2 separate regions of the Mus musculus genome follow, and region 2 is linked to region 1. A link is a loop called in an ENCODE intact Hi-C map of the cell type or tissue named here. Cell type or tissue: left cerebral cortex. All regions are shown on one strand. Each heading gives the region's core, and the rest is flanking DNA. Links, peaks and the distances in the headings are about the cores only. Region 1 holds the start of Rbm7 (RNA binding motif protein 7). Region 2 has its middle 45 kb from the start of Nnmt.

The links. Peaks named below come from ENCODE experiments on the same cell type or tissue, not always from the same donor. Only the 100,000 strongest peaks of a DNase experiment are listed, where the experiment ranks them.
Region 2: a loop joins it to region 1, with 2.2 times the contacts of the local background. A loop is called at or near these places in 4 of 42 quality-filtered maps.

What each region holds. Positions count from the first base shown.
Region 1 is chr9:48,494,850-48,497,691 of GRCm38, reverse strand. Rbm7 (RNA binding motif protein 7) reads left to right here and starts at 2,362. Exons shown (of 5, transcript NM_144948.5): 1 at 2,362-2,537. The coding sequence starts at 2,442. Gm5617 (predicted gene 5617) reads right to left here and starts at 2,349. Exons shown (of 1, transcript NM_001004191.3): 1 at 1,717-2,349. The coding sequence starts at 2,124. The coding sequence ends at 1,771. In left cerebral cortex, for the core only: a CTCF peak has its summit at 1,847; a DNase peak (open chromatin) is centred at 2,314; H3K4me3 peaks cover 1,488 bases; H3K27ac peaks cover 1,186 bases.
Region 2 is chr9:48,558,534-48,561,447 of GRCm38, reverse strand. It overlaps a transcript of Nnmt not described here. Among named protein-coding and RNA genes, the nearest start is that of Nnmt, 45 kb to the left of the region's middle. In left cerebral cortex, for the core only: a CTCF peak has its summit at 1,438 (motif pointing right); DNase peaks (open chromatin) are centred at 1,461 and 2,619.

The DNA of each region.
Region 1 (2,842 bases), core at 343-2,842:
CAGGCAACAGCAAGCACAGAATTCAATCAGCTCACCCTACTGAGCAACACCCTCTAGCACAATGCCACACTCAATTAAAAGTAGCTAATATTGCCAGTATCTTCCCTTTGTCACAATTTCCAGTCTTCTATATGTCCACTACATTTTCCTCTGCAGATGTGGTTCTAAAAATCCCAGTGCAGCATGTGGCAGTCTGCTTTATCTCATTTTAAGTAAGTCCAAGGAGACAAGGGTCTGAAAACAAAACAAAAATCCACAAACTTCCTCCCAATACCACTTAGGGGAATACATGGTTAAGGGAAAATAGCATAGGAATGATCAGCCACTTAAGAGAACCAGAACACAGTTAACATGGGAAGCCATCTTTACCGCTTAATAAAGAGTGGCATTACTCTCCCTAATAAGGTCTAGTGTGGCTGTTACCTATTAGCTTCTCCATCCAGAATGCACTTCTGGCTCTTGATGTATGAAGTTCACCTGCTGTTGGGTACACACCTATCACTGGGGACCCTTACGCAGGATTTCCAGTTCTAGAGCAACCTGGGCAACACAGCAAGGGCATTTCAGTATAAAATCATTCTAAGATTGATAAAAACAAAAGATACCAAGTGATCACAGTGAGCAGAAAACAAATGTCAAGTGACAGTGATTGACTTAGGTCCCACCAGCATATTTTGTGACAGTAGATTCACACTAATAAAGTTGGGAGTTGATTAAATAATATGGCCCATGCAAATGTTCATTTGAAGTCTTTGGAAAAGTATGCTGTACATTTGGCTTAACTTGGAAAAGTACTTGTTTTTAGTATGTTTAAGATTGGAGTCTGGGGGCTGGTGAGATGGCTCAGTGAGTAAGAGCACTGACTGCTCTTCTGAAGGTCCTAAGTTCAATTCCCAGCAACCACATGGTGGCTCACAACCATCTGTAATAGGATCTGGTGCCCTCTTCTGGTGTGTCTGAAGTCAGCTACTGTGTACTCACATATAATAAATAAATCTTTAAAAAAAAAAAAAAATTGGAGTCTGACCAGACCTGGTGGAGCATGCCTTTAATCCCAGCACTTGGGAGGCAGAGGCAGTCATGTCTGTCAACTTCAAGATAGTCAGAGGTACAAAATGAGACACTCCACCCCCAAAGATTGGGAGTCTATAGATATTTCTAAAACAAAACAAAACAAAACAGAAGGGGGGTGTAGTTAGGTGGTGGGGAATGGCAATGTGATAAAGGACATTTTTCCTCAACATGAATTCAAGGGTAGTCACGGGTAGAGAGGCTTAAATTAGAAGCCCCAGAGAATCAGGGAGGATTGTAGAACTCAGACACAGCTGGATTCCATACTGAGCAGCTTACTCAAGCCTGGTGTATGGCTCGCGCCTGTAAACACCAGCACCTGGGAGGCCCAGGCAAGGGGGAGTTCAAGACCATCCTTAATACACGGCAAGTCTGCACTATAAGACTCTACATCATTCACAACTAGTCACCTAGCTTTGTGACTACTTAAGAAAAGCCCTCCTGGCCTCTTCTTGGCCCCACATGGATGGATATTAAGCCCCTCGACTATGTAACAAACGGCTAGCCTGTAACTCAGAGCCTGCTTTCCGAGTCTTGAGATTAAAAATGTGTGTCACTATGCCCGGCTAAACTTTTCTTTGGTAGCCTATATTAACCGCCCACATCGGTGAAAATGCGTAAGAATAAAACTGCCGTCACACCAAGACATGATTTTTGGAGAGGCCTTGTTTGTAAGCTAAGTGAGGGGAGGCATTCGTTCTACGCTGAGATTCGGGTTGCGAGAGCAGTTCCCAGTGCAACCAGACGCTGCTGCAGCACACTTCTTAAGAGGTCGAGCTTGACGCCTGGGATCGGGTAAGGCGAGAATCTGCCTTGGCGGCTTCGGCTCCGGCTGCGGCCACCGACAGGGACTCGACGTCTGTCGGCCCGAACGCTGGGTCGCGCTGGTGGCCGAGGTCCCGGCTGATTCGGATCCAGCCTAGTAACCAGGAAGCTATCTCCGGAGACCATTGCCCAAGCCATGGCCGACGGGTTGAGATCTCCTTGGGAGGATCGGTGGGCCATCCTGTTGGCTTGATCGCCGGCGGACAGCGACACCGAGTTCTGGGCCATCTTCAAACACCGCCTGCAGTGTTTGCTAGACGTATGTCGATCAAACTGGGCCCTCGGCGGCGCCGCAGGTCACTCCAGCCCGCGTCAGACGCAACCGTTACCAACCCCAGTAGCCATTTTTCACGCAACGGCGGAAGGAGCAGCCGCCGGAAACGGGCGCTTGTCCCGCGCGCGTGCGTAGCTCGTCTGCGCTCGCGCACGGCGGGCCTTTACGTCGTGACGTCTGAACGGGAGGACGTGAGTGTTTCTGAGGGTGCGCAGTAGGGTCGGTCGGCCCTGAGCAGGCAGCCTAGGCCTGGGACTGGAACAGCGCGGAGATGGGGGCGGCGGCCGCAGAGGCCGACCGCACTCTGTTCGTGGGTAACCTGGAGACGAAGGTGACAGAGGAGCTCCTCTTCGAGCTGTTCCACCAGGTAAGGGGCGGGCACGGTCCTAGGGCGGCTGTGGCATTCACAGGCCGGGCCAAGGAGCGGAGCGCGCCGAGCCGGAATTCCGCGGCGTTCGGGCCGAAAGTGACGTCGGATGATGGGGACATCTGCGTCTCCACCTTGGAAAAGTCCAGGGATCCGAGGTGGAACCTCAGTACTTGCTTTCCTCTTTCCTGTGTACCGTGCCTTCCCATTTGAGTTCATTGGCCTTTGCCGCATCGTGCAGGATGTGTTTCCGAGTCTATCCGCTTAACTTCCGTGTGAAATTGCAGACGTTAAAGTGTTTTAAA
Region 2 (2,914 bases), core at 270-2,769, 64 kb before region 1:
CCCAGTTATGCAAAGCTGCTTCAACATTTATACATCAGTCCATCATATCAACAGGGGAAAGGGGAAAAGAGTCATATCACCATATTAATAGATTCATAGCAAATGGATAATGAGAAAAACTTTTAGCAGATAGGACTAGAGGAAAAGGTCTTTAACTTGATCCTGTCTATAAAAACCCTACAGATTAATATCTTACTTAATGGCGAGAAACTAGCCTTGTTCACACTACAGTGTGAATACCACGTAGGCATCCAAATGTGAAGAAAGCAGTCGTGATACAATTCCTTGGCTCTTTCTAAATGTAACCTGAAGTAGATCTCAGAGCAAATGTAAAACTACAATGCAACACAAGAGGAAGTCTGGGTGACCTTGAATTTGCCTTGACGGAAGTGACATAGAACGCACCGATGACGGGAGCAACCTGTGTGACCACTCCATTCATTTCGAGATCTCACATGGCTCTTTGTTCTTCTCTCTCCAAAGCATGGCAAACTCCATTCTCCTTTCTTGTGTATCCAGGGGCCTGGAAGTCCTGCCTATACCTTCTGCCCAGCAACTGGCCCATGGCTTTCTTTACTGATAAATCAAGAACAGATTGGGGAATAGGACTTTAGCATCAGAGCTGCACCCTACAATGGGGGACCCTTAGAACTCAACAAGAAGAAGCAACCCAATTAAAAATGAGCCAAGGGGCTTAAGCTGTCGATCCTCAAAGAGCACAGATGACAGCAAATAACTAGAAAGGATGCTCCACACTATGTCATTGGGAAATGAAAACTAGAACAGCAGTGAGCAGAGCCCAAATCCAGAACCTAGGACCCCACTGGCATACAAGGTGGATGGATGGCAGTGAGCATTCTCTGTCGGAGCTGGCAGGCATGAGAGGGCCAAGTCATTTACAAGAGAATCAGCAAGCTACAACTACTCTTAGCAGGTGAGTAGTGCCAGCAACTGCACTCTGGCCTTTACCCCATGAGGAAAACGAGTATCCATATAAAATTCTGCACATGGGTGTTTATGGCACTTTTTTTTTTTTATCATTTCCTACACTTGGAAGTAACCAGGGTATTCCTCAGTAGATCACTAGATAAAGACATTTTAGTATTTCTGGGTAATGGGGGAAAACTAAAACATATACTACTGTTTTTGGGTGTAGATTACAGGTAAAGCACTTGCTTAGCACGTTTGAGACCTGGTGTTTAATACACACCCCCAACACACAAACCACACACAACCACACACACACACACAAACACACACACACACACACACACACACACACACACACACACACACACACCATATATAAATTACTAAATTGAAGACACTAATCGGAAAAGGCTATATCCTATATAATTCCAAATATTTATGTTTCTAGAGAAGGTAAAGTATGGTTGCTTTCTCCCTCTGCCTTGGAGATGTCTTTCCCCAAGTGGCCACAAGATGGCTGCCAGTAGCTTTCGGTAATCAGGCACACTTTCACCTACTGAAGATGAAAGGTCCCTAGATTGGTTTGTAAGGAAGAATAAGGACACTCTCTTCCAGAATCCTGAGAAAACATGTTTGTCATCTACATTCGTGGGTCCTGTGCTTTTCCTTCATCAGCCACAAGTAGGAGGGCTGTGCCAGTTGCTCATTTCTAGACCTGAGTGTGGAGTCAGCCTTCATGAAGACTTCCCTCTGTCTCACAAATCTCAGAGGCCAGAGAGATGGCTCAGCAGGTGAAGAATGGTCCCACCAAGGCTGATGGCCTGGATTTAATCCCTGAGACATACATTGTCCTCTGACCTCCATATGCTTGCTGTGGCCCATGTGTCTTCCCATCACCTAGCCCCAAATAAATAAATGTCTCTTTCTATAATTAAAGAAACTGTCCAAGAAAAGTATCCCCAGTTTCTTTCTGTTTTGCATGGTCCACTCCCCTCACCACCTGCCAAGAAACGTATGTAGCAGATGTGCAGCTCAGTCTTCATATGGTCTTCCTGTGCGTCCCCCAACAACTGGAGAGTAGCGGGGGATTGTCCCTAAATCTGTTGCCTATCTGTGGAATCATGTCCTCTAACTGAGCAGCCTTGTCTGGGCTCAATGGGAGAGGATGCGTCTAGTCCCGCAGAAACTTGATGTGCCAGAGTGGGGTGATACCCAGGAGGAGCCTCCCCCTTCTCAGGGGAGGAGGGAAGGGGTTGGGGGACTGTGCGAGGTGGGGACCAAGAGGAGGGGGGCTGCGATCGTGATGTAAAATAAATAATTAAGTAATTAAATAAAGTAAAACATCCCTGTTAAAATTTATAGTATGAAATCTAAAGGTGGCAATATTTTCTAATCCAGAGAGCTCCCAAATAATTGGGTCAGAGGCCAATTTATAGTATGAAATTTAAAGGTCGCAATATTTTCTAATCCAGATAGTTCCCAAATAATTGGGTCAGAGGCCTATTGATTTATAAACAATAATAACAACAAAAAAGTCCCACTGTGTGAGGGAGGGAAGGACAGTCATTGTAATCAGGATGCTGAATTGAGGAACTGGGTGTCTCGTGTTCAGATCAGCACACTTCCTCTGGAGAGAATCACTTCCTCTTTTCCTTTCTCTGACCTTACAGGACGAGACTTAGAGGTAAAGAGGCAAAAGTGTAGGGGAAGTCCAACCCTGTCTAGTTCTGGAGATGTGCTTATTGTCTGCTTGCCTCTAGGAGCTGACAGGTGCACCTCCTGTGAAGGACCAGTGCGCATGCGTAGAGTTCCTATGTCTTTTTCTTCCTCTGTCAAAAGTAAGCCATCTGATTAAGGCTGCCTACTGATGATGTGCTTTGGTCTCTCCAAATGGCAACTCCAGCTAAAAAGAACTTATGTCTTGGGCTAGCAAGACGGCCTCATGACTAAAGACATGCCTGCTGCCAAGACTGATATCCTGAGT